6 separate regions of the Homo sapiens genome follow, and all the other regions are linked to region 4. Evidence: chromatin loops called from intact Hi-C (ENCODE). Cell type or tissue: heart right ventricle. All regions are shown on one strand.

What was found. Hi-C counts contacts between places; a loop is a spot of excess contacts. Peaks named below come from ENCODE experiments on the same cell type or tissue, not always from the same donor. Only the 100,000 strongest peaks of a DNase experiment are listed, where the experiment ranks them.
Region 1: a loop joins it to region 4, with 3 times the contacts of the local background. A loop is called at or near these places in 31 of 110 quality-filtered maps.
Region 2: it touches region 4 in a loop (9-fold over the local background); 57 of 110 quality-filtered maps call a loop at or near these places.
Region 3: it touches region 4 in a loop (7-fold over the local background); 32 of 110 quality-filtered maps call a loop at or near these places.
Region 5: it touches region 4 in a loop (8-fold over the local background); 40 of 110 quality-filtered maps call a loop at or near these places.
Region 6: a loop joins it to region 4, with 8 times the contacts of the local background. A loop is called at or near these places in 56 of 110 quality-filtered maps.

What each region holds. Positions count from the first base shown.
Region 1 is chr14:38,206,869-38,211,868 of GRCh38, forward strand. It overlaps SSTR1 (somatostatin receptor 1), which reads left to right and starts at 1,036. Exons shown (of 3, transcript NM_001049.3): 1 at 1,036-1,236; 2 at 1,575-1,741; 3 at 2,178-5,000. The coding sequence starts at 2,522. The coding sequence ends at 3,697. LOC124903303 (a long non-coding RNA gene) reads right to left here and starts at 2,419. Exons shown (of 2, transcript XR_007064117.1): 1 at 2,214-2,419; 2 at 347-1,408. RefSeq lists enhancers at 838-1,499, 2,483-3,186, 3,187-3,889. In heart right ventricle, CTCF peaks have their summits at 2,348 and 4,189; no DNase peak of the experiment used is centred here; H3K4me3 peaks cover 4,349 bases; H3K27me3 peaks cover 4,898 bases.
Region 2 is chr14:38,865,840-38,870,839 of GRCh38, forward strand. The region is part of intron 2 of LINC00639 (long intergenic non-protein coding RNA 639); the gene reads right to left. Among named protein-coding and RNA genes, the nearest start is that of LINC00639, 49 kb to the right of the region's middle. In heart right ventricle, CTCF peaks have their summits at 1,909 (motif pointing left) and 2,113; a DNase peak (open chromatin) is centred at 1,912; H3K27ac peaks cover 844 bases.
Region 3 is chr14:38,194,670-38,199,669 of GRCh38, forward strand. No RefSeq gene overlaps it. Among named protein-coding and RNA genes, the nearest start is that of SSTR1, 11 kb to the right of the region's middle. RefSeq lists enhancers at 995-1,983, 4,158-4,658, 4,659-5,000. In heart right ventricle, a CTCF peak has its summit at 2,811 (motif pointing left); no DNase peak of the experiment used is centred here.
Region 4 is chr14:37,901,500-37,906,499 of GRCh38, forward strand. LINC00517 (long intergenic non-protein coding RNA 517) reads right to left here and starts at 625. Exons shown (of 2, transcript NR_135286.1): 1 at 517-625. In heart right ventricle, CTCF peaks have their summits at 2,296 and 2,514; a DNase peak (open chromatin) is centred at 652; H3K4me3 peaks cover 506 bases; H3K27ac peaks cover 1,422 bases.
Region 5 is chr14:39,012,921-39,017,920 of GRCh38, forward strand. No RefSeq gene overlaps it. Among named protein-coding and RNA genes, the nearest start is that of SEC23A-AS1, 88 kb to the right of the region's middle. RefSeq lists enhancers at 3,982-4,492, 4,493-5,000. In heart right ventricle, a CTCF peak has its summit at 2,649; no DNase peak of the experiment used is centred here.
Region 6 is chr14:38,874,911-38,879,910 of GRCh38, forward strand. The region is part of intron 2 of LINC00639 (long intergenic non-protein coding RNA 639); the gene reads right to left. It overlaps LOC105370457 (a long non-coding RNA gene), which reads left to right and starts at 3,820. Exons shown (of 5, transcript NR_135256.1): 1 at 3,820-3,831. In heart right ventricle, no CTCF peak of the experiment used is centred here; no DNase peak of the experiment used is centred here; H3K27ac peaks cover 2,827 bases.

The DNA.
Region 1 (5,000 bases), 310 kb after region 4:
AAATAATGACTGTTGAAATCCAAGCTCCCAGAGGTACAGATAGTCAGGTGTCTTTAGTCAGTGATTGGCAGAGGCATCTAAGGCATTATATGAGGCTTGGCTAGTAAAATGCTCTTCTGGGATTCTGGGACAATACCCACTCTCTTTTCTTTTAACTTAATGAACATTTATTTTCTCTCCATATGTGCTGTATTTGTAAAGGAAAAATAAATATAACTAAACACCAATTGTACATTCCACTTTAAAGAAGGCAATTTGTTCAGGTAAAATAATGGGTTAAAACAGTTTCAGCCGTATGAAATTTCAAATTCCATCCTAGCACATTCCTCATTAATAATTGCACACATTCCTATGAAAGTCTGTCATTTATTTTAGTCTTTGATTGCTATCATCAACACACTACAGAAGTTATTCTTTCCTGTTCAAGACAATTAGTTTTGGGAACTAAAACACATGCAGTATATGTAAGTGATTACCTGGATAAAGCAACAGGGCATTAGGAAATATACTTTTTTGTTTTTAATTTCTGCATCCATTTCTTCATTCTGGACCGGTACAGATAGCCTCCATGAGGAGTTTAGCCTCTCCTTGGAGTAAACTCTACTGAGAGGAGGAAAACTGAGACTTACAGTACAGCGGGCACAGCCTGGTTGAGGAGAAGGAGAAACTAAGGAAAAACTGGAGACAGCAAAGCTTGAAGGAGGCAGAGCACTAAGCTGCTGCGGGTCACTCTTCCTGTGAACAGGCTAGTTTCAAATAAAGGCTTGCAGGGATCTTACCGAGCAAAGCAACGTTTATGAAAAGGAACAGGGAAGTTGCATGGAGTGTGATTCTTCCTTCCACAGGAACAGTTGGAAAGCCAAAGAGACCCTAGAGTAAGAATGGTGGTAAGTCCCAGGGTTCGTTTAAAATCCTGATAACGGAACATACATTCTTTCTTACGGGAAAACCGTTTTGATTCTTAAATGAAGTCAGTGAGCTTCAGGCTTGCCTACATTGATATCTCCTAATGGTTTGGGCACGTGACCCAGAGCCAGCTCACAAATCAAGCCTCAGAAAGAGCTGACATCCTAGCTCTTCCCGGAAAAACTCGAATGTCGCCCTGCCGTTCCTGGGGTTGGTGACAGGTCTGGTCATCGCACGGCGGCAGCTCCTCACCTGGATTTAGAAGAGCTGGCGTCCCCGCCCGCCCAAGCCTTTAAACTCTCGTCTGCCAGAACCCGCCAACTCTCCAGGGTACAAAGTACAGCAGGGACGCGGGTGGAGCCCTTCCAAGCGGCGCAGCCTTATCTTTCCCGAGTGAACACCTAGGTGGATTCCCAACACCGCGCCTGGCACGTTTCTGGAGGGAGTCTCAAGCTCCTCCAGAGCTCCCAGCTGCGCGTCCTCGTTTCTGCAGTCGATATTCCTGTGGGAGACACGGGGGGCTCTGAGCGCTACGAGCTTTATTAAGAGATTTGCGAATGGTTCACTCAGGTCCCTGAACACTCCCAATAGCCTAAGCTGCCTGCTGTGTTATAGCGCAGAAGCCCCTAACGCACGGTGGTTGTCCTTTCTTCTCATAACGCTCGCAGCTTAGGGCCAGTTTCCGCGATTCTAAGAGTAATTGCGTGGGCACCTGTGCTGGGGCCAGGCGCAAAGAAGGGAGTTGGTCTGCGCGAAGATCGTCAACCTGCTAACAGACCGCACATGCACTTTGCACCGACCATCTACGTCTCAGTCTGGAGGTTGCGCACTTTGGGTAAGGAGGGCCCGGAACTTCCCTGGCGGGTCTGAGCTGCAAGGCAAGCGAGGGTGGGAAGAGGGAATTTAGGGTTCTGGACTGCGGGACGGGAGAGAAGCTGGGGTCTCCAGAGAAAAGGGCAGCAATGGAGGGAAACTGAGATGAACTCCAGACATCCATGTTCATGGATCCGTTTGAGTCTTTGCTTTGGGTAGGAGAGGAGTGGAATGAGACAGAATCTATACCTTTGGTTCCCACCCGCCCTCCAGTAAGGCCGAGGAACTCTCTTGGTTCCTCTGAGAGCAAGAGGCAGATGGTGCTGCGAGGGAACCCCGGAAGGAGCCACTAAAGTTGAGCAGAGTGCAGGACTGGGAAGGAAAAAAATGGGGGGCGGGGGGGACAAGCCACCTATGTGCTCTCCTCCCTTTCTCCACCCCACCCCCTTTTTTCGTAGCTGCTGACGCGCTGGTGGTGCCTATTAATCATTTACCAGTCCAGAGCCGCGCCAGTTAATGGCTGTGCCGTGCGGTGCTCCCACATCCTGGCCTCTCCTCTCCACGGTCGCCTGTGCCCGGGCACCCCGGAGCTGCAAACTGCAGAGCCCAGGCAACCGCTGGGCTGTGCGCCCCGCCGGCGCCGGTAGGAGCCGCGCTCCCCGCAGCGGTTGCGCTCTACCCGGAGGCGCTGGGCGGCTGTGGGCTGCAGGCAAGCGGTCGGGTGGGGAGGGAGGGCGCAGGCGGCGGGTGCGCGAGGAGAAAGCCCCAGCCCTGGCAGCCCCACTGGCCCCCCTCAGCTGGGATGTTCCCCAATGGCACCGCCTCCTCTCCTTCCTCCTCTCCTAGCCCCAGCCCGGGCAGCTGCGGCGAAGGCGGCGGCAGCAGGGGCCCCGGGGCCGGCGCTGCGGACGGCATGGAGGAGCCAGGGCGAAATGCGTCCCAGAACGGGACCTTGAGCGAGGGCCAGGGCAGCGCCATCCTGATCTCTTTCATCTACTCCGTGGTGTGCCTGGTGGGGCTGTGTGGGAACTCTATGGTCATCTACGTGATCCTGCGCTATGCCAAGATGAAGACGGCCACCAACATCTACATCCTAAATCTGGCCATTGCTGATGAGCTGCTCATGCTCAGCGTGCCCTTCCTAGTCACCTCCACGTTGTTGCGCCACTGGCCCTTCGGTGCGCTGCTCTGCCGCCTCGTGCTCAGCGTGGACGCGGTCAACATGTTCACCAGCATCTACTGTCTGACTGTGCTCAGCGTGGACCGCTACGTGGCCGTGGTGCATCCCATCAAGGCGGCCCGCTACCGCCGGCCCACCGTGGCCAAGGTAGTAAACCTGGGCGTGTGGGTGCTATCGCTGCTCGTCATCCTGCCCATCGTGGTCTTCTCTCGCACCGCGGCCAACAGCGACGGCACGGTGGCTTGCAACATGCTCATGCCAGAGCCCGCTCAACGCTGGCTGGTGGGCTTCGTGTTGTACACATTTCTCATGGGCTTCCTGCTGCCCGTGGGGGCTATCTGCCTGTGCTACGTGCTCATCATTGCTAAGATGCGCATGGTGGCCCTCAAGGCCGGCTGGCAGCAGCGCAAGCGCTCGGAGCGCAAGATCACCTTAATGGTGATGATGGTGGTGATGGTGTTTGTCATCTGCTGGATGCCTTTCTACGTGGTGCAGCTGGTCAACGTGTTTGCTGAGCAGGACGACGCCACGGTGAGTCAGCTGTCGGTCATCCTCGGCTATGCCAACAGCTGCGCCAACCCCATCCTCTATGGCTTTCTCTCAGACAACTTCAAGCGCTCTTTCCAACGCATCCTATGCCTCAGCTGGATGGACAACGCCGCGGAGGAGCCGGTTGACTATTACGCCACCGCGCTCAAGAGCCGTGCCTACAGTGTGGAAGACTTCCAACCTGAGAACCTGGAGTCCGGCGGCGTCTTCCGTAATGGCACCTGCACGTCCCGGATCACGACGCTCTGAGCCCGGGCCACGCAGGGGCTCTGAGCCCGGGCCACGCAGGGGCCCTGAGCCAAAAGAGGGGGAGAATGAGAAGGGAAGGCCGGGTGCGAAAGGGACGGTATCCAGGGCGCCAGGGTGCTGTCGGGATAACGTGGGGCTAGGACACTGACAGCCTTTGATGGAGGAACCCAAGAAAGGCGCGCGACAATGGTAGAAGTGAGAGCTTTGCTTATAAACTGGGAAGGCTTTCAGGCTACCTTTTTCTGGGTCTCCCACTTTCTGTTCCTTCCTCCACTGCGCTTACTCCTCTGACCCTCCTTCTATTTTCCCTACCCTGCAACTTCTATCCTTTCTTCCGCACCGTCCCGCCAGTGCAGATCACGAACTCATTAACAACTCATTCTGATCCTCAGCCCCTCCAGTCGTTATTTCTGTTTGTTTAAGCTGAGCCACGGATACCGCCACGGGTTTCCCTCGGCGTTAGTCCCTAGCCGCGCGGGGCCGCTGTCCAGGTTCTGTCTGGTGCCCCTACTGGAGTCCCGGGAATGACCGCTCTCCCTTTGCGCAGCCCTACCTTAAGGAAAGTTGGACTTGAGAAAGATCTAAGCAGCTGGTCTTTTCTCCTACTCTTGGGTGAAGGTGCATCTTTCCCTGCCCTCCCCTGTCCCCCTCTCGCCGCCCGCCCGCCACCACCACTCTCACTCCACCCAGAGTAGAGCCAGGTGCTTAGTAAAATAGGTCCCGCGCTTCGAACTCCAGGCTTTCTGGAGTTCCCACCCAAGCCCTCCTTTGGAGCAAAGAAGGAGCTGAGAACAAGCCGAATGAGGAGTTTTTATAAGATTGCGGGGTCGGAGTGTGGGCGCGTAATAGGAATCACCCTCCTACTGCGCGTTTTCAAAGACCAAGCGCTGGGCGCTCCCGGGCCGCGCGTCTGCGTTAGGCAGGGCAGGGTAGTGCAGGGCACACCTTCCCCGGGGTTCGGGGTTCGGGGTTCGGTTGCAGGGCTGCAGCCCGCCTTGGCTTTCTCCCTCACCCAAGTTTCCGGAGGAGCCGACCTAAAAGTAACAATAGATAAGGTTTCCTGCTCCAGTGTATCTCAAAAGACCGGGCGCCAGGGGCGGGGGACCTAGGGCGACGTCTTCAGAGTCCGCCAGTGTTGGCGGTGTCGCCGCAACCTGCAGGCTCCCGAGTGGGGCCTGCCTGGTCTCTAGAGGGTTGCTGCCTTTCAAGCGGTGCCTAAGAAGTTATTTTCTTGTTTAACATATATATTTATTAATTTATTTGTCGTGTTGGAAAATGTGTCTCTGCTTTCCTTTTCTCTGCT
Region 2 (5,000 bases), 960 kb after region 4:
TTATCACAGAACATATGAAAGAGCGCAAGTGGAGCTTAAAGGCAATAAATTGTTAACTAGCACACTGAGACTTGTCAACTATAAAGAGCCTGAGTTCCTGAACGACCACAAGGCCCCCACCAGTGGTCAGCAACCACCTGGAATGCTCACCTCTGAAATGTTTCATGAGAGAAAAATAAGCTTTTGTGTCCTTTGAGCCACATGGAGAGGGGAGGTTATTTGCAATAACAATTTGGTTTTATCCTAATTCAGTACTCTTTCATTTTAGAGTTTCTTGGTTTCCTGCCTTGTTTAGGAAGATCCTCTAGAGTTTACTTAAAAATACGCAGCAGGTGATTATCTGATTAGGAAAAAACTTGTCAAAAGAGAATATGGTCACTTTGGTTATGGTTAGTTAACAGCTACTTCCTAATACAGACAAGTAAGGAAGAAAATAAAAAGACAAATGAACATTGTATAAGTAAAATGCCATAAACAAACCACTCTAGCTCCTTTGAGTAGCTTCTGTGAATACTTTCCAAAATGCAGACTTAAAGCAGCTGCAGAGAGGATGTTAATGTAAAGTAATCATAACAATTAGGTCTCCTAGTATATCGAGTGTCTTGACCACTCTATACAAACATTTGTTAATTAAGCAAGAGGTGTGAGCAGCTGGAAACATGGAAGGTATAGTTCCGTACAAAATTCTACACTGTCTTATGCCAGAGAGAATTCCTCTCAGCATGTGGATTGCCCTGTCATGTGAAAAGTTAATTATAGCCTCTCCACATCATCTCCGTCGTCCTCCTTTCCTCTAGTATCATTTCCTTCTTTGTGAGAAGTCAGTGTGGGCCTTATAGATAAAGTCAGTCAACATTTACGGCTGTGCTGTGTATGCACATTATATTGCCTGGCACTGTGGGAAAACACAAAGGAAAAACAGGCCCTCATCCAGATAAATAAGCATTTATGGCCTATCAGGGAATCTGAACCAACACATGAGCAATACAGAATAGGCAGGCCAAAAGAACATATCACTAATGAAAGCACCACTTGTAACAAGTGCCCACCTGTAGTAGGAACAATGAAGAGATGCTGAATGAACACATTTTCATCTCCCCTTTCCTGTAAAATCAGCATATATGTATGTGTAAATACTGGCTAACTAATCAAGTCCACCAAAAGACAAGTCAGAATTTGGTGATTACCTGAAGGTGAGTGGAGATAAATATTTTTGATGCTGGTGCTTTTAGCATATAATGGATTTATTATATTTCAGACACTTGTTCTAAACAATAGCATAAAATCTACTGGCAAATATCATCTTTCTCACTATTGTTTTGTTTTGTTCTGGGGCTCTGTTCTGGAAATCAAGGCTTACATTTTAGGGTAATAAAAAACAAAATCACCTACCCTGCTCAACATTTAAATAACACCTTTGCGCCTTTCTACCTTCCTCCCTGTAGGAATTCCCTGCATCCCCGATCCCACCTGCCTAGTGAATTCCTGCTATTCTTCAGACTCAGTTCATACAAAACTCCTCTGTGGGGCCTTTTCTGAGTTCCTCTAGACAGAATTTATTCAGCTAGCATGAGTGTTATCATTGCATTTTGGAAACATTTACTGCATGCTTTTATCTCCTGCTGATCTGTGGCAAGGATTTTTGTCTTCAATATTTATATTACTACAGCATGGCATTTGTAGGTGGCCAATATAAGCTTATTAAATGAATACATTTTCACTTTTGCTATATAGTTTCCATAATCTAGTGTCAGAACTTCAAATTCTTAAAACATGTCACAAACAGACTAATAATATTCTAGTAAAATTGTGTGTTGGTTTGTATTTAGAGCAGTGTTAAAAGTCTTTCCACCGATTGTTCCACAGCCCATGGCAGCGTTGAGTTGTGTCCTGGAAGTACACTGCCCTCTGCTGGCGTACTTTTCAACAAGCACATCAGTGCAAGGCAGGCCTTTGTTTAGATGGTGGTTCTAATCCCCCCACCATGCTGGGCAGCAGCTAACCACATGGCCATAGCTATTTATAGAAGGACAGTAGTGTAGAATATTAATTTTCATTTTATAGTCTGTGAAACATAGGCAGGGTACCAAATAGGAAATAAAGGCTGGTAAATGTCTTTATGTGTATTTTATATGGAGCCCTGAGTTGCTTAGAAAATTCGTATCATTTTTATTGTTTCATAATTTGAAATGGCTTTATACCAGTCTTGCTAAGACCACATAATTGTATCAAAGAAATATAAGACATTAGCACAACAGATCAATACACACACACACACACGGTGTGTTTCTAATTTTGTAAATACATGTTCTATATGCACATATCTGAAGGAGGAAAGGTTAGGAATAATGTCTCAGGATGCTAGTAAATGACAAGATTTTTAGCTGCTTTTAATTTAATTTTTGTTATCTTCTGTATTTTCTAATTTTTCTGAAATAATCATGAACTACTTGGAAATTAAAAAAAATGAAGAGAGAAAAGTTTATAGATAACGTTGCCAGGGGAAACAGTAATAGATAAGGCCTAAAGGCAAAATTAAAACTATCCTGCTTAGTGCAAGTAAAAGAAGTACCTTCTGATGCTTAACATCACTAAGAAAAATAAATCTATAGTTGTCGATTACAGGAAGAAATGTGCTTGTCCTCTCAGGGAGCCACTGTTTAGCCAGCCCCTCCAAGACAGGTCCTGTGAGGCTTGGTTCAGCCCCATTTACCTAGAAATTAATCATTAAGCCAGGCTGTTCTTCGTTAAGAAGCCAATGAAGTCGGTCTGCCATAGTCCCAGAAATACGGCTTGTGAAAGACTGCTTGAGTTACTCCAAAAAGAAACCAAATCATAGGCACTTAGAATACCCTGAGAAAGCTCAAGAAAGGGGGGAAATGGCATGAACACTTGGCAAAGAAAGCTCAGCAATTTTCTTTTTAATTATTGAGATAAGAGAGTGAGTTTGGTTTCATTTAGCTGTTCAAATAGAAATCTATTTAAATATTTAAACAGAAAAGCCTCCTGATCTACCATCCTGCCCTCCTGTAACAGCTATGGCCTCTCCACAGAGATGAATTTTATAGTGGATTTGGTTTGGGAAACTTCTGTTTTATGGGTTAGAAATTGATTTCAAGAGCATTCAGCAGAGTAAAATACACACAATTGTGTATTTGCTTTGGGGGTAAGTCCACACTCCCTTGCAGTACAAACTAAATCTCCTGCTGGTAAACACTAGGATGTTTGGCGTTTGAATTGCTTCTCTTTTAGAGATGTGGTCCTGATAATCTCTTTCACAAACTATTAAGGGCCCAAACCCTCCACGAATGCCTGGCCCTTACTTCCTGGGCATCATCCTGTGCTGTGTTTCTTCATTCTATTTGGACAAATAAAATTCAACAACATCAAAGCAACAAATATTTGTTATATGCCTACTTGTTGTGCCCAGTGAAAATTTACTCTCCCAGGTGGCTCCTGATAATCAGACAAATCTTGCTGCTTTCTTCCATAACCAAGCCCATTCCAGAATTTAAAGGTTTCTTTAAATTATGCACCCTTCAAGAAGCAATTCCACAAGATGGGGAAAGGCAGCCTGTCACAGCATTTAACCCATCAGACATTTTATGCTTCCAGTGTTTTACTCTGCCTAGAATGTCCAGACCATTTTTTCTTCCAGCAAAATCTTTTAACCTTAAAGGTCTAGCTTGATTCTCAACACTTCAGCCTCCCCTGAAGCACTACCTCCCTGAAGATGTAAGTTTCCCTTCCCTGATCATCGTTTCCAATTTCCTTGTTCCTACTTCAGGCAGAGCTCTAACACTGTATTACAATTTTCTGTTTACCATGTCTGCTTTTCCTCTTTAAACTATGAGTTCCCAAGGAAACAGACTGTCTCACAAAATAATATTCCCAGTACCTACTGTTCGATAAATAAATACTGAGTGAATGAATGAATGTAACAACCCCTAGAGAATCCAATTTGTCTGTATACTTTTATATGTACAATAAAAAGATTAACAGATCCAAAAAGACAGCGTGAGAGCTTTATCTCAACTCTTCACAATATGTGATAAAATAGAATTGAACAAGTACTGTTTTAATTAATACCTAACAGAATGGCATTTATTAATATTTCTGTAGAGAGTAGTGTGAAAGCAGCAATTTTCACTTTGAGATTTCTCATGGGGAAAAAAAAATCAGCTTTTCAAGAAGAAAAGTAGATTTTCCTAGCAGCTCAAACTTCCTTTCACCAAATTCTGTTAAATCGAAACAGCTAGCCAAAAGCTGTTGCACATTTTGTCACCCCAAAGAATGTGATTTTTTTTTCTTGCTATGTTGGTGTGAGCTTTCCCACATTGCTTTATTTGACTGTGTGTGTGCCATTGGTGGCTGAGAAAAGAAAATCTCAGATATCATTCCTTGATTCACCAATTATAAATTTTGTAAAAATTTGTAAAAATACAAATTGTAAACTTGTATATTCCTAGTTAATTTAGTATTTTATTACTTTAAATCATAGTTCTCTTCCTTGGGAAGCTAATGTCTCCTTAATAATGAATTGTGCTTTTCCCCTAAACTATTCCCTGTTATTATTCCTGAACATTCCACACATAAATTCATCTCTGACCTTTTAGATTAATCCCTTTGTTGTTTAAGATCAATTTCGTCTACTTCCTGGTAGCCAGCAAGCCTGTTGGAAAAATATATTCATTCTTTCAAGTCCACAGTAGCACAAAATGCATTCCACAAGCTAGTATAAAACCATTTACAAACCAGAGGCTCCCAGGCTGGTAATTCAGCAAAGGTCCAGGCTGTCACTAATCCATCACGTAAATTGTTCACCTGTGAAACCATAGGTTCCGTATATGGAAATACAAAGCTAAGTCATTGTCCTCATAATTCAGGTTTTTTCAACTCTAACCTCATTACCTGAATATTTCAGATGAATGTGGGGGTTAGGTCAGCCTGAACAGTACAAGTAGAGAGGGTAGGTTAATAACTTTGCAATAGCTAATGTC
Region 3 (5,000 bases), 290 kb after region 4:
ACCACACCTGACCCCCATGACTGTATCTCTCTGATCCACCTGACATTCACACCATTTCCCCAAATTTCCTTCTTTCCTGTTCCTCACCCTGATCACGCTGGATTTATTGATGGCCTAATCGCCACAAACCAGCAAAGGCAGGTTATGCTATAGTACAAGCCACTAGCCCGCCTCTTAGAACCTCTCATTTCCTTTCCATCGTGGAATTCTATCCTCAAGGAAATAACTTCTCAGTGTTCCATCTGCTATTCTACTCCTCAGGGATTATTCAGGCCCCCTCCCTTCCCTACACATCAAGCTTGAGGATTTGCCCCACCCAGGACTGGCAAATTAGCTTTACTCAACATGCCCTGAGTCAGATAACTAAAATACCTCTTAGTCTAGGTAGATACTTTCACTGGATAGGTAGAGGCCTTTCCTACAGGGTCTGAGAAGGCCACCGCAGTCATTTCTTCCCTTCTGTCAGACATAATTCCTCAGTTTAGCCTTCCCACCTCAATACAGTCTGATAACAGACGAGCCTTTATTAGTCAAATGAGCCAAGCAGTTTTTCAGGCTCTTGGTATTCAGTGAAACCTTTATATCCCTTACGGTCCTCCGTCTTCAAGAAAAGTAGAATGGACTAAAGGTCTTTTAAAAACACACCTCACCAAGCTCAGCCACCAACTTAAAAAGGACTGGACAATACTTTTACCACTTTCCCTTCTCAGAATCCAGGCCTGTCCTCGGAATGCTACAGGGTACAGCCCATTTAAGCTCCTGTATAGACACTCCTTTTTATTAGGCCCCAGTCTCATTCCAGACACCAGACCAACTTAGACTGTGCCCCCAAAAAACTTGTCATCCCTGCTATCTTCTGTCTAGTCATACTCCTATTCACCGTTCTCAACTACTCATACATGCCCTGCTCTTGTTTACACTGCCGGTTTACACTGTTTTTCCAAGCCATCACAGCTGATATCTCCTGGTGTTATCCCCAAACTGCCACTCTTAACTCTTGAAATAAATAAATAATCTTTGCTGGCAGGACTATGCCGAATCTCCTTAGGCACTCTCTAATCAGATATCCTGAGTCGTCCCAATTCTTAGACCTTTTATACCTGTTTTTCTCCTTCTGTTATTCCATTTAGTTTCCCAATTCATCCAAAACCGTATCCAGGCCATCACCAATCATTCTATATGACAAATGTTTCTTATAACATCCCCACAATATCACCCCTTACCACAATACCTCCCTTCACCTTAATCTCTCCCACTCTAGGTTCCCACGCCGCCCCTAATCCCGCTTGAAGCAGCCCTGAGAAACATCGCCCATTCTCTCTCCATACCACCCCCCCAAAAATTTTTGCCGCCCCAACACTTCAATGCTATTTTGTTTTATTTTTCTTATTAATATAAGAAGGCAGGAATGTCAGGCCTCTGAGCCCAAGCCAAGCCATCGCATCCCCTGTGACTTGCACGTATACGTCCAGATGGCCTGAAGTAATTGAAGAATCACAAAAGAAGTGAATATGCCCTGCCCCACCTTAACTGATGACATTCCACCACAAAAGAAGTGTAAATGGCTGGTCCTTGCCTTAAGTGATGACATTACCTTGTGAAAGTCCTTTTCCTGGCTCATCCTGGCTCAAAAAGCACCCCCACTGAGCACCTTGCGACCGCCACTCCTGCCCGCCAGAGAACAAACCCCCATTGACTATAATTTTCCTTTACCTACCCAAATCCTATAAAATGGCCCCACCCTTATCTCCCTTCGCTGACTCTCTTTTCGGACTCAGCCTGCCTGCACCCAGGTGATTAACAGCTTTATTGCTCACACAAAGCCTGTTTGGTGGTCTCTTCACACGGACGCGCATTAAAAAAACATCCTTACATAATATGTTAAAGGATGCTATACAATATGGGGAAAATGATATAAGTATATGACCCAAGAGGATGAAAAAATTCACTTATTGGCAGAAAGGACAACATCATTTGTATGTAGAAAATCACCTCTCAAAATAGTAAGTTGCTGAAAGGGGAGTGGTTGCGCTAGAATCAGCACCAATGACTCTTTTATCCTATTTCTCAGTTTTAGGGGAAAAGACTCTACAAAACTACAGGTGTTTTGCTGACAGTAGAAAAAAACCTTCCCTTGTTAACATGTTAGTCAAGCTTTGGAAAAGACATCACATGTCAAATCCTATCACAGGATGCTTTATAGAGATTATCTATTTTAAATTTTATTGGAATTTCGATGACATCAAGTTGTTATTGCTTGGACCACAGTGGTGGTGGTTATCTGAAGATTTCTGCAAAAGTGCCATGCCTCCTCAAATAAGGCAAGTCATCTAAAAAATATCCCTTATATATATTTTTCATTTCTTTCATCATGTTACAGAGAATTTCAGTGGTATTCTAAGACTCAGCCTCCCCAAGGAACCAAATCAAGCTTTTATGCATCAGTGGAAACCAGAAATTACTAACAGTATACACAGTGGCAATGGCCAGAGATTACTCTTTCATCTGGTTCAACCCCTAGAGACACAAGGTCTCATCCTGTTCACACCCAAATCCCCCTCCTTCCCCAAACACACAGCCTCCACATGCATTCTCTGACAAGCCTGAGTAATATTTCATCAGTTCTCCCTAGCCACTCAGTCCAGGTTTTAATATAGCTGGAATATCTTGGGTAGCTTTATCAAGATGTAAACCTTATAATCAAGGCTTAGTTCAAAATTTAAGTTTTTCCAGCTGTCAACTGACATACAACTGTATAAAATCTGAAACTTTCCCTATCAAAGTTCTCAATGTTAAAATCTCCCCCTAGTGGATTTTCAGAGCATGTGTTTTCACAAGTAAAACTGAATAGAATTTTCAAAAAAAAAAAAAAAATGCTAAAAATTTCATATGTGTGAAAAATAAGACCTATTAATCTCAAAGTTCAGAGGGGAAAAAATGCAATTTCATTTAAAAGCTTGCCATCAAAAAAATTCTAAAACTAAAGTAGAATAGTTTTGGTTTACTCTAGTCTTATGTGCAAGTGTGAATATTGAGTTTTACAAGTTTTTCTTGTGTGTCATTATCCTCTATTAAGTTAAGGCATTTTAATGGACTAAACATGGTAATTTCTTACTTAATTGTTTAGTGAAGAGAGGCATAATGTTTCAATTAGGAAAGAATGATCCCCCACATGAGTGAATCTGCCATCTGTGTATTCTCATCTGTTAAAACTGTTAGTCAAATCAACAAAAGTCCAAGTGCAAAGTCCCTAAACCAGTTGAAATGGGCACACACTTGCTCTAGGGAAGGGGAAATTTTATTTTAATTGATTTTGTTCCAGCAGCAATCCCTCTTCCTTTCCTGGGAATACATTTTGGCTGGGATTTTGTGGCATCAATACAAATCACTTCAAAGCAGCTATTGCTCATTTATCCTCTACCTAGCGGCTCTGCTGACCCACCACTTGGATATCCATTTTCCTGAGGTGGGGCAAAGATGAGGCATGACAAGACCACAGGAATGGTGTAGGAAAAAACTACAGAGAAATACTCATACAGAAGACAGCACAAAGCTGCCTGCAGTACTGATCGTCACATGTTTAGAACTGGGAAATGGTGGTCAGTTGTTAACAGAAAATGCATTTTCTTTGGTACCAAAATACCAATGGCTCATCAATCTTAATACTTTTATAATAACATTTTTTAAGGTTAAATTCTTTCAAAACATGTCACTCCAAATTTCTGATGAGGTCTAGTTACTTTTAAATAATTAGGCAACATGAATAGAGGAGAAGACTGAGGCAATTATTGGATTCATTGAGGAATGCATAAAACATAAAAATGACTTAAATTTGCTATTTATGTAATTTCGTGGTCTCAAAACCACACTTTAATTGAATCGAGTTTAGTAAGAGATAAGACCACAGCAGTGTGGCATGATGTTTAAGAACACAGGCCTTAGGGTAGATTGTTAGAGTCAAATTCGAGCTCTGACTGTGTGACTTTGAGCCAGTTATTTAACCTCTCTGTGCCTTGGTTTCTTCATCTGCAAAATGAGAGTAGTAAATAGAAGCTTCCTCATAGTGTAGTTGGAAGGGTTAAATATGCTGAAACCGTAAATGGAAAGTACTTAGTACACACAGATCCCACAGCTTTTTTTGTTCACTTTCAGACATTAACAGTCTTATTTTCAGACATTATTTTAAAAATCCTTTTTAAATTGAAACTTTCATTTCTCATTGAACTTAAATCTCTTTGTCCCTATACCAGCTCCAGCATGACCTATGCTTGGATCCTGTAGTAGGGAAGAGGGAAGCGGTTAATTCTTTATCATGTCTTTGCAGTATTTTTTTACTCTACCTCCCTCACCCCTTTCTCTGTCTTTGGTTCCTGCAGGGGAGAGGGAAAATCATTTGGGGACAGCCAACTTCTTCCTTGAGCGGTGCAGTTATAATCATGCATTGTGCCCTCTGTGAGTGCTTCTTTCTCCTTTGAAATTCTTCAGTGGGTTCTTCAGCATCGCCCACTCTGTTGCTGGAGACCACCCATTGTGCCCTTGGATGGCGTGCCCAATATCCTTGGCCAGCTGGCTGCATTCCCCACTCAGCTACTGATTGTTGATTGTTGTGCTTCACGAACTTCCCGCTGAGCGTCCTCTCATCCTGGGGTGGAGAGCAGGCCCATCACGGGGCTCCCACCTGCCTGCCTGCCATACTGTCCATGCCAGTGCCTGAGAAACACCGCCTCTGCTCCACTTTCAGTGGGAACCAGCGTTTTGCACCCCCCTCCATAGCCTTTTCTCTTCACTCTACCACCTGAAGCAATTCCCACTGGGCCGCTTCTTCACCTTTAAGTTTTCCAGGTAAGAATCAGACATCAGTCTCTGTGTCTTGTCAAATGTTCAGGGATACTACCAAGCTCTTTAAGTGGTCTTATAGAAGCCTCCACAGTTTACAGATGGGGTAAGCACCCACTTTCCATCTTTTGTGGGAAGAAAAATGCACAGCACTCTGAGAACTG
Region 4 (5,000 bases):
GACCAAGTCAGCCAACGTAAGAAAATAGAAAAGAGGAAATAACAATAAAGAATAAGGAATAGTAAACCTAAAATCAGATGAAATGGCAAGGCATGTGCATCTCTTTTCATGTAAGATATGAATGGTCTAAAATCATCAATCAAATAACAGAAAACTTCAGATTGAGTTCAGAAAATATTACACTATCTGTTGCTTATAGATATTTCACACACCACAAAGTGGCCAAGAAAGTTTGAAAAGTTCTTGTAGATGTGTGACAGTCATGCAGTATGCACTTCATATAGCTGTTTATTATTTAATTTTATGAGGGATGTTGACCAGCTGTGGTTTTAGAGAATTAAACTGGGCTTGGATTCATGCTAAAGGAAATAAACAAACTTATGGAGAAAAAGACATCACTATCTTTTCATGATTCTCACTGGGAACATTGTTCTGCTAGAAGTGGAGAAAACAGGAGAGACAGAAGGAGAATCAGTCTCTTTAGGATATGTCTTGCCAAGAGGGCATGTTTCCTACCAGTTGGATGGAACCCTGTGGTGGTGGCGGTGGCTAGGCAGCTTCCTGGGAGCACTTCTTCCTGCCGTTCTCCTTACAACCCACCAGGAGCCTGTCCTGGCGGGCGCTTTAGAAGGCAGGACTGCCTTGGGATGCATTGGGTTTTTCCACCCACACTAGTTCCCGCCCTTTGGGGACAGGAAAAGGCAGTTGGGATCCAAATAGACTGATTACTCTCTTTTATGGAATTCCTCCAGATACAACAGTAATTCAGTTCACATTGCTCATCAACGTGCAGGCCACATGTCTCTGGATGGTCCCTGTATATTTGAACATTCTTCACTTGCTCTGATGTTTTCCCCAGCTTCCAGATGTTCTTGGGAGATTACAAAACAGACAAGAATAGAAATTGAAAATTTTGAAAGCATATTTTAGTCTCTATATAATATAAATTTAGCGTAAGTCAAGCTAAGAGATTAAACCTGATGTGCATAAGAGTATTTTCTTTGGATGCAAATGTAGAGGAAAAACACACATTTGATGTTGGAAACTAAGTATGCTTATTTTCTGTTGGCCTTTGCCTTGAACCTAGTTCTGTAATGGGCACATAGCAGATATTCAATACATCGTGTTAAATTAATGTCATTTAGCAAAGTGAATTTTATCCACAAACTTTTGTCATAATAAAAACATGATTCGGAGTTGTTATGTGGTCTGATCCACGAAGAAGAGCTAAAATTACAATGCTGAGCTAAAAGTTGAAGTGAAATGTACCCAGTTAGAATCATGTAAGCAAACAGGGTTATTAGTACTAGTAGTACTTGAAAATGTGAGTGGAAGACTAAATGACAGAGATGTTTTGCATTGACTTTCATGTTTTCTCCTCAAGTCCAAGATACATTGCACTAAAGGTTGGAGTTCCAGTCATGTAGAGTGAAGACAGGTCTTCATATTAAACACAGCTAGAGCCTAAATGAGAAATAAGTTCCCTTTTCATTGAAACAACTGAACATTTTCTTTCTGAGTTTGCCAATTGTAGATGGTTGGTGGGCAAGAGAATGTATGCTTTGAACATTATTGGAGTTGTTGTGTGAGCATGAGAGAGACTCAACCTTGTCAATAGAATCAGTTTGTCCCCACTATCCTAGCCCGGATTATTACCTACTCTATTCTCAAGATGTAATCAAAAGAGAAGATACCTCTAGCACAAAGCCACGACCATCTGTAGACAGATGATGCAGTGGCCTTTGAACTGGTGGTGACCAGAACAGTAGCCTCATGGGAATGAAAGTGTTTTTATAACACTGTGCCATATTACCTCTGTTTTTTGAAAGACTTCAAGAATATATGTAAGACAGTTCTTATAAATTTTCATCATTTATGGGTGGTGTCCAAACATTTAGACATTTGGAGTTTATCTTGTTGGTATGCATGCATTAATACCCAGGGACCTGCAGGAACCAAATTCTAGATGTGCATTTTTCACTCTTACGCTACTCTTAGAAATATTTTGAGCTTGTCATTGTCTGGCAGATGCAGGGAACATGGGCATGGAGAGTTCCGAATACTGATGCTGTGTTGGAACTTAGTAATTCCCTCAGGAAATGTTGGGTCCCTCCCAATCTCCTGCCATCTCTTTTACTGCCCTTAGCTAAGTCCATCACACCCCTTGCTATAATCCTGGGCAATCTCTATGCTGAGAAAACTCTTCTGACGCCATTCGCGGGCTTTCGTCTGTGTTCTTCCTCGATCATACACTTGGCTGTAAAATAATATTTTACCATGAGGTGTCGCTGTCTAACACATAATGTAAGCAATAAAGTAAAATAATTTCAATTTATTTTTAAAAATCACCTGATTGATACTGTAACACATTAAATATGTAGATTTTGAATTTTTTGCTTTAGATAAGAAATTCAGACAGAAAAAACTGGCAAATCTTCAGTTGGAATTTTTTAAGTAAATAAAATGTCGAAGTTTATTTTATTTACTGGAAAGATTGCTAAGGAAAATCCAAGTCTTTTAGGTTGTCATTCTGAGCAATCTCTGACTTATTTCAAATCTACATTTCCGAAACTGTTTCTTTTGATAAAGAAGAAATCTGTCTTTAAGTACACCACACACCTTAGTCATATTGTGCTGTTTGTCACTGTTTGGATATTTGTATACTTTTCCATGCTATCTCATTTATTAGGAATATTCTTCCTTCACCCTCCAATGTTATCTGTTTAAAACCTACTTACTTTTACAAAGAAGCTTGGATACTAAGTTCTCTTAGTCCTCTATGAAAACTTTCTTAGTATTTTCAAATGGAAGCACTTATCCCTACTTTTAGGTCTGTATGCCTTTTCTTTACCTTTTTTTTTTTTTTTTTTTTTTGAGGCAGGGTCGTACTCTGTCCCCCAGGTTGGAGTGCAGTGGCGTGATCTCAGCTCACTGCAATCTCCACCTGCCAGGTTCAAGTGATTCTCGTGCCTCAGGCTCCCAAGTAGCTGGGACTACAGGTGTGCGCCACCACACCTGGCAACTTATTTTTTTTTATTTTTATTTTGTTGGTAGAGATGGGGTTTCATTATGTTGCCCAGGCTGGTCTAGAACTCCTGGGCTTAAGCATTTCACCAGCCTCAGCCTCCCAGTGTAGATCTCTATGCCATTTTATTGTGCTTTTTATGCAGCATTTAGTAAAACACTAGCTCAAACAATATTCGTTCCTATTTTATCATGAAAGTGATGATGAATGATTATGATGTAATGACCACAAAGCCTAGAACAGTGCTTAAAGGTTAGTAAATGTTAGTGATGTTAGTTAAGTAAGTGAATTAATAATTTAAAACAACAGACAGAGGAAGATTGAATTCTAGTTGACTTTCGAAGCATTGCTAATTTACTGGGTGCTGGAGACTGGCCATACAATACTAATTAAAGAGTAATGATCAATGACAGTATCTAAATATATAAAGAAATGCATTCTATGCCGTGCTGTAGGAAACCAATCAGAACAATTGATTTACTGTCCATGATAATTGATGACATGAGAAAGTAAACAGGTCATCAAAGTGTTAGCAACTCTCTTTTGGGCTTCTAGCTTTTTAGCCCTGCTCTTCTGCACAAGTAAGAACACAGTTAGAAACATGATATATACCCTGTCTGTATTCAAGTCAGGAAAAGTGTTCCCTTTATCCATCATATTGGTGATAAAAATAATGTGGTACCGACAATACTGAAAGGGGAGAACAGAAAGTCTATCAAGGTAAAAATTAAGGAGATTGGAGTTTGAACTCACTCTTTAGTAACTCAGTCTATTAAAGAGAGATGAAGATCAGACTTATTGGAGTTTGAACTCACTCTTTAGTAACTCAGTCTATTAAAGAGAGATGAAGATCAGACTTATTGGAGTTCAAACTCATTCTTTAGTAACTCAGTCTATTAAAGAGAGATGAAGATTAGACTTACTTTTTTCTATCACTATTGGTCTTTGTGATTATTACTGGTAAGCTTGTTTGCCACCCTACTTAGCGCTCGAATGGAAATGGGCTATTTCAGTTACAACCCTCAGAAAAATCCCCTCCAAAGGTTGGTAAGCTGTCCCAGCAAGCAGAGATTCTACAAATCCTGATAGTCCCAAACACTCCATCCAGAACTAGCTGCCTATACTCATTGAAACCTATCCCCAAAATTCTGGTGCAGTATTGAGTCAACTGGCTATTATTTTAATTTTTAAAGTTATAGGAAATCATTTATAGAAATTAGAGCAGCTATACATTTTGTTTGATCAAATTACCCAGGACAGACCAAAATTTATGCATACTTTTGATGTATTTTCATCTTCTTTTAATGCTCTTCCACATTAAAGATTCTACTAAAAATAACTTAAAACAACCTTACAAAATCTAAAACACATACAAAGATTTCTAATGTGTGGTGATGACCAACCAGTGACATCTGATTCACCCTCTAACCTTTGCATTAAGATACTCACAAAAGTACATGGAGTTGCAGAGGCATAGTGTCATGGAAAATGTAAAAATACTTTTTTGACTTAGCAACATCTTGGGGAATTGCTTCTAACTGTCATGTGGTTGATCAGGAACCTTGATCTACGTATTACCAACAAGGAAATAGTGGGAAAAGGTAACCACCCATCCCTTTTGCTGTGTCCTATCTTAACTAACTGCTAGAATTTAGAAAAGTCTTCCCCATACTGCCCCACGATCACTTTCTAATGTGTTGAAAGCTATTCCTTTTCCCTAGTCAGAACCTGGAGAAAATCTATAGAATGCATGTAAACTATTAGCTTGGGGCGCTTTTTGTGCCTCAGTGTTTGAGTACCAGTATGCCAGATAGGAAGAGTGAGAGGCAGGTTTACAAGGCAAATGGAACCAAGAAGGTGTTTCAAGCTTCTGGGCTCCTCAGAGAGGATTTTGCAAAGAAGTTAGTGAGGAGTTTTCTCTGAATTGGACTGTGAGACAGGTATAAGTTCCTTTCCCATTTGGGGTGGGTCGCGG
Region 5 (5,000 bases), 1.1 Mb after region 4:
GGTGCATGCCTGTAATCCCAGCTACCCGAGAGGCTGAGGTATGAGAATCACTTGAACCCGGGAGGCAGGGGTTGCAGTGAGCTGAGATCGTGCCACTGCACTCCAGCCTGGGTGACAGAGCAAGACTCTGTCTCAAAAAAAAAAAAGACAAAAGAAAAAAAAAGAAATCAGGAGCTTTGGAAGAGAGAGAGAGGAAAGTAGGAGACGGTTAATAGTAAAAGAGGGAGATTTGGGACATGTCTGAGGCCTTGTGCCTCAACCTAATATCAAAATGCCTGGTGGAGGAGATAAATAGTAGAGATTCCAGGTAAGTGTGAAAATCTCCAGTGAAAAGGAGCTTGTATTTTTCTTCCTGACTGGAGTTCTATTCCACCAACAGACAGCTATATAAGTAGATAGTAGCAGGGAGATGGCCCAAGAGAACACCTGCTCACCCTCACTCACATGTACCAGAGTATGGCTGGGGAGCTGGGAAGAGCTTCAAGAGGTTTCAAAACCCTTAGTGAAGGGTCCAGAAGGTGTCTGAAAATTACAAGACAAAACACTGAGCTTAACCCAATTGAGTGGCTGTGTACAGCACACAGCCAGCGGCCAGAGGGTAGACCAGATGAGTTTTGGAAGACCACCGGGCCACTGTGAGCAGATGTGGAACCTAGCCAGCAGGGGGTCATGGCTGGCCTCTCCTGGAGCACCCCCAAGAGAAACAGCCCACAAGATACAGAAGTAACAGATAGTGAGGAAAAGGCTGATGGCCAAAAGCCAAATGGAATTGCCTTCCAGCCAAAAGCCAGTGATGACCAAACGCCTCTTCCTTGATCTTAGGACCACATGAAAGCTCCACAAGGGTTTGATCACTCTCAGGAAAGGGGCAGAAGAGGGGCACAGATTCTAGAGAAAACCACTTGGGTTTACATCTCAAGTCTGCCAGTAAGCGCTGTGTGACCTTGAGCAAGTTTTTTAAACAATCTGTGCCTTAGTTTCCTCATTGACAAAATGGCAATAATAACGGCACCTATCTTATGGGTTATCCTTCGCACATAGAACCATGCTTGGTGCAGGATGAGCACTCAATTCATGTTGCCAGGTAGTAATAAAAACATTATTAGACATTATCAGTAAAGACATATTAGTAATAAAGATGTTATTAATGCACGTGATGATATATTTGTATACAATCTGTACAGTGCAATCTGTGGGTATCACTACTTACCAGTTGTGCAACCTGTCACAGGTCTTTGAGCCTTAGTTTCCTGGTATGTAAAATGTAGATAATAATGTGGATGTAGGGTACCAGGGTCAGGCATGGTGGCTCACACCTGTAATCCCAGTGCTTTAGGAGGCCAAAGCAGGAGGATCACTTGAGCCCAGGAGTCAAGACCAGCCTGGGCAACAAAGTGAGACCTTGTCTCTGCAAAAATAATAATAATAATGTGGAGTACCTGATAGACAATGAAGAGTTGGAGAGTAATGCCTCTCATTTGAATGACAGCCAGCACTTACAGGGCATATATTAAGCGCCAAGCAGTGTTCTAAATATATTATAGGTACTCAATTGTTTAATCTTCATACAACTCTATGAAGTAGGTGCCTATGATTTTCCCCATCTTGCAGCTGAAGAAAGAGGCCCAGAGAAGTTAAGAAATGTGTCCAGTGTAATTCGACTGGGAAATGGCAAAGCTGGGCTTTGAATCTGTACAGTGTTCCAGAGTCTGTGCTCCTATACATTTCACCCTGCCATTCCTCTGCTGTTTGCATTTGTGCTTAAAGTCAACATCAGTGGAGTCTTGTCCCCTAAAAGATATGGAACATATCTGTTTTTCCTTCTTCACTAGATGAAAATATATTTGATTATATTTTAAAAAGAAAATGTCTGAATCTAAACTCTGCTGCATTACCTCTACTGGAAATAGCAAATACTCAGACATAGATACTTAGAAATATCTGAGACACCACTATTTCTAACGTTTACCAAGCTGTTTATCCCCACAGAAGAAGCCCCCCACTCAGATAAGTAATTCACTCAAGCATGGAAACTGAGTAGGAGAGAATTTTTAACATTTTAGAATCTTCCACTAGATATCACTTTCTGACATAAATTCCCCTGACTATGGGTCTAGTGCTTTTGCTGGATCAAAAGTATTACTGCACTTTTAAATCTATACTTAGGTTGTGACCAAAATGAAAATGTGGCCAAAATATTAAATATTCTGCAAGAAATAGGTTAAAAATGTGGTCACATGTGAAGATGCTAGGATGAGGTGACCTCAAAATCCCACCCAACCTTTCTTGTTGTGCTATAGAATCCATAATTGCTGCTTTTAAAACAGTTGACTTACAGAGCATATAAAGAATTTCATTTATTTATAATTTTTTATGGGAACTCAGACTTTGAAAGTCTTTCATGCATGGTGTGCAGCTGAAGTCATTTTTCAATTTTGTACCCTTTCGGCAAACTATGTTTTACTTTTGGGGTCCAATTATTTCAGACATGAGCAAGGATTACCTTTTAAAATCAAGGACTAAAGCTTGGGTGTTGATAGAAAAAAATCACATAAAGAATTATTAATAGAAAAGTTCAGAATTTAAAGTGGAGAAAGATACTAAAAGCCTTGAGTTTCCTATTACAGAAGGAGCTACTGCCTCCCTGCGGTGATGAAGTGTCAGTGCCTTCAAACTACATTTGTCTCTTGATTGAAGTTTAGTTATCCTTAGCACTTTCAGATATGAAAAGCTTTCCTCTTTCTTTTTAGTTTATCCCTCTCGAATTTCTTTCTTTCGTCATTCTCTTATTTGCTCAAAGAAGCTTTAATAATATTAAAAAACAGAGTGAATTTAAAATGTTCACTCAGTTCAAAAGCTATTTCAGCAACCCTACAAATAAGTACAAAGTGAAAATAATAGAGAGAAATGTAATATCTCCCAATAGAACAAAAAAGCGCAGAATAATTTGTGACTCCCAACACAAATTTTCACAACCCTTCTAAAATTTAATAGTAAAGAACACTTGGCTAGAAATAAAATTGTAATATTAATTTTTTTAAATCACAAGATTCAGAAATAAGGGAGAATACACGCTAATGTATATAAGTCATCTAACACATGGAAAAATATTTCATTGATTATTTTAAATGAAATTACAATTTTCTTTCCAGGGAGTGTTTTGGGAAGATAATTGATTAAATCCTGTATGCTTCTCTCCCCGCAGATATCTGAGTGGTAGGTTAGTTCTAACTTTCTACAATCATGAGCAAGTGCTATTTTTAGTACAAGGTACTGCTCCATAAGTCATATTTATCCCTAGTCTATCAGCAGGTATGTAACCTACATACTACTGCATATAACATTATTGAATGATAATATCCCTGAGCTATTTTTTTAGCCACAACTGCCAAAAAATACCTACTGATGTTATGCAAGATGTTATAAAGTTGTGCAAAGGAGTGTCCATGTTTGGCTCAGACTCCAGGCAAGTAGGGCATTTCTTCACTAGAACACCCTTCCTGTGGCTACAGCCCACAAAAAAATCCCCACACTGCAGAGTGGACACAGCAGGCAGAAAGAACACGAACACACAACACTGCAGAAAGCTGTAGCAGCATCTCATTATTTTTATTAACAAGAATAGTAGACAGATGGCCTCATCCAGCATTTTGGAGAAAAGCATGGCCTTTCATTAGAATCCGTTGATAAGGATTCAGCTCTTAAGGTCTCTCTCTCTCTGTCTCTCTCTGTCTCTCACTCTCTCTCTCTCTCTCTCTTTCTTCACGGGCTGTCACTCTGCTGCCTAGGCTGGAGTGCAGTGGCATGATCATAGCTCCGTTCGGTTTTAAACACATGGGTTAAATCGATCTCCCACCTCAGCCTCCCAAGTAGCTGAGACAACAGGCATGCACCACCATTCCTGGCTCAGCTCCTAAGGTTTAGTAAATCCTGTGAGTAAAAATAAACGTCTAGGTAAGAAGTGTATATCCCAGAGCCAACACAGTGGGGCAAGCATTGAGTGGGTGGGGCCTAGGAGAAACTCTTCATGTGCTGGGAGAAGAACACATCAGAGAACAGAACCATTCCCAAGACATACTGATGAGCAAGTATCCCTGAGAGAAGAACCAGAGAATGACAATGGAATTCTCCATGTGTGTATCATTTATACTTTTCTTGTGGATAAATGTATAACAAGTGGCTTGGACTAAGATGCCAAGATAACAGATAGCAAATTCCAAGTGAGCTATAAGATGGATTACCGGTTATACAGGGGTAGAGCCAAGATGGCTGAATAGGAACAGCTCTGGTCTACAGCTCCCAGCGTGAGCGACGCAGAAGACAGAAGATGGGTGATTTCTGCATTTCCATCTGAGGTACCAGGTTCATCTCACTAGGGGGTGCCAGACAGTGGGCGCAGGACAGTGGGTGCAGCGCACCTTGCGCGAGCCGAAGCAAGGCGAGGCATCGCCTCGCTCGGGAAGTGCAAGGGGTCAGGGAGTTCCCTTTCCTAGTCAAAGAAAGGGGTGACAGACCGCACCTGGAAAATCGGGTCACTCCCACGCTAATACTGCGCTTTTCCAACGGGCTTAAAAAACGACACACAAGGAGATTATACCCCGCACCTGGCTCGGAGGATCCTAGGCCCACGGAGTCGCGCTGATTGCTAGTACAGCAGTCTGAGATCAAACTGCAAGGCGGCAGTGAGGCTGGGGGAGGGGCACCTGCCATTGCCCAGGCTTGATTAGGTAAACAAAGCAGCCGGGAAGCTCCAACTGGGTGGAGCCCACCACAGCTCAAGGAGGCCTGCCTGCCTCTGTAGGCTCCACCTCTGGGGGCAGGGCACAGACAAACAAAAAGACAGCAGTAACCTCTGCAGACTTAAATGTCCCTGTCTGACAGCTTTGAAGAGAGTAGTGGTTTTCTCCCAGCACGTGGCTGGAGATCTGAGAACGGGCAGACTGCCTCCTCAAGTGGGTCCTTGACCCCCAAGCAGCCTAACTGGGAGGCACCCCCCGGTA
Region 6 (5,000 bases), 970 kb after region 4:
GGAACTAGAAGTCTTCACAAATTCAAAGACCAAAGAGGATGAAACTTAGAAAGTGAGACAACTGTTAAAGACAAAAAGCAGTAGTTCAGAAATAGATGAGTTCCTAGTTCCTAGTGGTGACCAGATCCAAGGTGTGAGCATGAAAGTGAGTTCTGGGAGCAGAGTGAAGGTATAGATATTGGCATTGAGATAAATGAACTCCAAGCTACTGATTGTGCATACCAACTGTATGTTTCTCAGGGCTTTATTTATTAGATGCCAAGCATAACACCTCTAACAACCCTATGAGATAGAAACTATTATTTTCATCATCCTCATTTTACAGATGAAGAAACTGAGACACAGAAAGATGAAGCAACTTGCCTAAAGTCACACAGCTATACTAGAAGGACTAGGGATTTAAGCCCAGGCAGTCTGGCTCCAGAATTCTTGCTCCCAACACTACACTACACAACTTTCCCCAGAATGGCACAGTAGCATCTTGGAGCTATAAGCAGCATGGCTCAAATCAGGAGATTTTTGTAGGAAGGTGGAAGATGAATGATCACCTAAAATGTAACTTAATGCCCTCCCTAATATCTGCAGCATTAGTACTGCATTTATTGAGCTTCCACTATGTGCCAGTTTGTGCTATTTTAAAACAATTGATCCTAGTATAGCAGCTATAGAGCTAGGATTTCATTTTGTCTGTATTCCTTCCCTGGAATTTTCACAAAAGGTTTTTGTTATTTAAAAAAAATGATAGCCTGGTATTCAGCCTGCTGGGTAGTAGGATCTTAAATGATTCTATAAAAATCCACTGTCTAGCAGCCAAATATACTCATCTGAGAAATAACTGAACAATTCACGGTAGACTCAAATGGTGCTGCATCCACCGGAATAACTAGCTGGTGATAGTTTACTTTACAGCCCACCTACAACAAAACTGAGAAGTTGCACCTGACACTAGTCAACCTGGCCATCCTAGAACTATCTATACTGCAATATCTTAGCACATCCTAAGGAAAATATTTAGAGATCACACTCATTTTTTAACTCAGATTTTAAACACTCTAGAATACTGTGGCTATGTGAAAGAGCTCCTCCTCGCTCAAATATTCAACTACATCAAGTTGCTTTTTTCCGTTTTCAACATTTTCTGAGAATTATACCAAGAGTTGTGGCTTAACTGTCAGCATTGCATAAATTTTCTAGCACCTGGGTTATCGGTGGAAGTAGGATGTCAATATAATGTCATAACATACTCTATTCAATATTTGTGGTAATAAACTTCAGAATGAATTATGACATACCATAATTTTTCTGTGTTAATGAAGGATGGAGTTGCCTGTGTTTAAATTTTATAGCCTCCTTTTAACAACAGTTACAATTTCATTGGTCTTCTTCCAAAAATATTTGTAGGAAGTATCTTATCCCGTCCCACCCTCCATCAGAAAATACTAAAGTCAAAATGTAGCCATAGTAAGCTAAAAATGTAAAGTTAAGAATCATTATTCTCTACAATGTGAATTATCAGGACTTGCTAATCAGCCATACGAAATGCAAACACTGGCATTGAAATAGGAATTTTTGGAAGGCAGGATAGCCTAGAGGCTTCAGTTTGAATTTCTTCATTTGTCTGAGTATGTTTCCTTGTCCATAAAATAATGACTTCTTCCCACGATTTTTATGAGAATCACATTTATTCAAGCATTTGCCACACTGCTTAATTTAGCACAAAACTAGATAATATCATTTATCTTTTCGTCCTTTTCATTTGACTTCTCAGCAGCTCTTGTCCCAGTGGCCCTCGTTCCTTCTTGATACACCCTCTTCTCTTGGGTTTTCTCATATTTTCTTTGTCTTCTGATATCTTAAGGACTCCTTTGCTGGTTCTTCTTCATCTATGCAATCTCTAAATGTCACATTCCCTTACAGTTCAACACTAAGTCCTCTTCTATTTTTCTCTCTCAGCTCTCTCACCAGGCAAACTCACCCTCTCGCAGGCCTCAAAGAGTACCTACCTGCCAAATTAACAGCTCATTTCTCTCCTCTTAGTTTCAGACTCATGTATTCTTTGTAACTACTTGATATCCCAACATGGAGATCTTACAGACATCTCAAAGCCTCACGTTCAAAACCAAGTCAGGGCCGGGCGCGGTGGCTCAAGCCTGTAATCCCAGCACTTTGGGAGGCCGAGGCAAGAGGATCACGAGGTCAGGAGATCGAGACCATCCTGGCTAACACGGTGAAACCCCGTCTCTACTAAAAATACAAAAAATTAGCCAGGTGTGGTGGCAGGAGCCTGTAGTCCCAGCTACTCAGAAGGCAGAAGGCTGAGGCAGGAGAATGGCGTGAACCCAGGAGGCGGAGCTTGCAGTGAGCAGAGATCGCGCCACTGCACTCCAGCCTGGGCGACACAGTGAGACTCCGTCTCAAAAAAAAAAAAAAAAAAAACAAAAAAAAACCAAGTCAGAGCTGACCCCTGAAGGCCATGCCTGCTCAGACTTGCCCTTTCTCATGCTCCCTCTCCCTGGAAATGCTCCACCATCCACCCAGTAGCTCCAGGCTGCAATCTGAGCATCATCTGATTCTGTTCTTTCTCCACCGTCCATACCTAATCCATGCCAAGCCCTGCCTGTGCCCTATAAGAAGATCCTCATGTTGCCTTTCAATTCTAAAGTCTCGGCTTCTTAGAGCTGGCATTCAAAAGAATTAGCACATTTCAAAACCCTCTACTAAAGTGTATCTTAGAGATTATTTATAAATGAAGGGTTTGATCACAACTATAAAAATATTAATAGTTTAAAGGCAAAGAATATTCCTAAGAACACTCAGTGTTACTAAGTTTTAAAAAAGAGATACATGGTAAAATAAGTTTGGAAAATGCTAGATTAAACAGAATTAAGGTTTTCACTGTTGTCATTGCTGTTTTAACTCCAGACTTCTCAGAGTTTTTGAACAATCCTCATGAATCCATAAGAGGAACATGACCCGTGTGTCACATATTCACCACCCTCTGGTTTATTCTATCAAAAGGGGCCCAGAGCCAACTTCATTCTTATCTGGGCCACCCTCAATTTCCCTAAGGACTGCCATTCATTTTATATCTTGTTTTCATCTGGAACTCCTGAACTCCTGTTCCTTTTCACATGACATTCCTCTTCTTCTTGGCATCAGCTGTAGGGTAAATGTGAAGTTTACCACATATCCTTAACTGCTCTTTATTTCCCACAAGAGCACCAAACAAGTTTTCATAAAAATATCAGACTTTCCCAAGGGCTTGGAGAGGCAAGGAGCATTACGTCATAGCAATTCAAACACCTTAGAACCGAAGATTAGATATCTCCATTCTTAAAAATCCTCTCCTCCTCTCCACCAGAAACCTCTGATTGGCCACCATTGTCCATTTATTCCAGAGTACTGACAGATTGCCTAATCTCTCTCCTTCTTACTCCCTTCCCTCTCTTCTCTACTCTTCTTGGCTTTTCTCCTCTCTCAAACTATACAGTATTTACTTTCAATGCATATCAGATTGACTATTTATTTGATTCCTTCTTCTTTTTCAATCCAGCCAATCTACTCCCAACTGCTTACCAAGTCATTTTTCTAAACAAAGCACTTCCTTCAATAGAAAAACTGCAAGATATGGCTTCAGCTACCAACCTAAAATAATTCAGCATCTTATAGTCAGCAATTGAGTTCTTTTGAAGGGAAGTGTCTTTGCTTAGAAAACTTTGATTGTGACATCCCTTTATTTCAGAACATATTCTAGAATTTCTGTTTCATAGAATTCTTCTTGAATCACAAATTTAAAAAAAAGACAAGACAGAAACAAATTGACATCTCAGGGTAGGTGAATGTTGGGAAGTGGATGTAAAGAAAAATCAACCTGCTGCTTATATAATTGTCATGCAACCCAGGACCTCATGCCATGCCCTTACCCATCCCTGTGGGTACAGGAGTTGTCTCAACAATGATCAGACCAGCAATCTGATAGCAAAAAATACCCTACTGATTCTCCTCTTTTCTCCCACCTCATCCTCATGCACACACATGCATACAAATGCATACACCTTCCCAGGTTTTTCCCACAGGGCTCTCTGGAAGTCTGCTCAGCAGTGTCTTAAACTCCTGCATTACAGCAGGTTGTTGCCTGAGGTCCCAGAATCACTCAGGTCTGGATGGACCACAGCCCAGTGTGCTCAATGCCACTGTGTTCCAGAATATGTTGCTGAGACATCACTCAAGCCACCACGAACTCCGCTGCACCTCTCCTATCCGTTGGAGTTGTTGCTGGCCATGTTGTTACCCTCCCCAAATCACCCACTTTGACTCTGACTGAGCATCAGTCAGCACTACAGCTTCTGCCCCTTGTACTTCCTCCTCTCTGCCAGTGCTCAGCTTCTCCTCAAGGTTCTGATATACCTCCCTCTTCTCAACATTGCCTGTTCTTAAAGGAGCCCCTAAGCAGACCTGCTTTTTTCAGCTGCTATGAACCTTTTGGGATTTTATGCTGAAAATTCTCTCTTCCCAGAGGCATGTGTGCCACCAGGATGGCTAGTCCCATGGTCATTTTCTCAGGGCTGCTATAGAGCAGAGAAACAATTCATGGGCCAAATCTAGCCTGCCACTTGAGTTTGTAAAGTTTTATTGAAAAACAGCCACACCAATTCACCTACACATTGTCTAGGGTTGCTTTCTACTGCAATGGTGGAGGTGAATAGGGTGACAGATAAAGACCTTGTAGCCCACAAAGCTTAACATATTTACTTTTTGGTCCTTTTCAGTAAGTATGTTGATCTCTGCTATAGATGAAACAACAGAACTGTATGATTCCTCAATTTAGCCAGCATAATTTGAGGAGCATCCCCTTGGTGCACACAGACCCAGTAATCTTATCTGGAAAACTAACAGGATAAATGAATCAAAGGATAAAACACTATTCTAACACATGCCCGGGACACTATAGGCCATTCTGATCATGAAAATTAAATAAACAAATAAAGCAAATTTTTTTT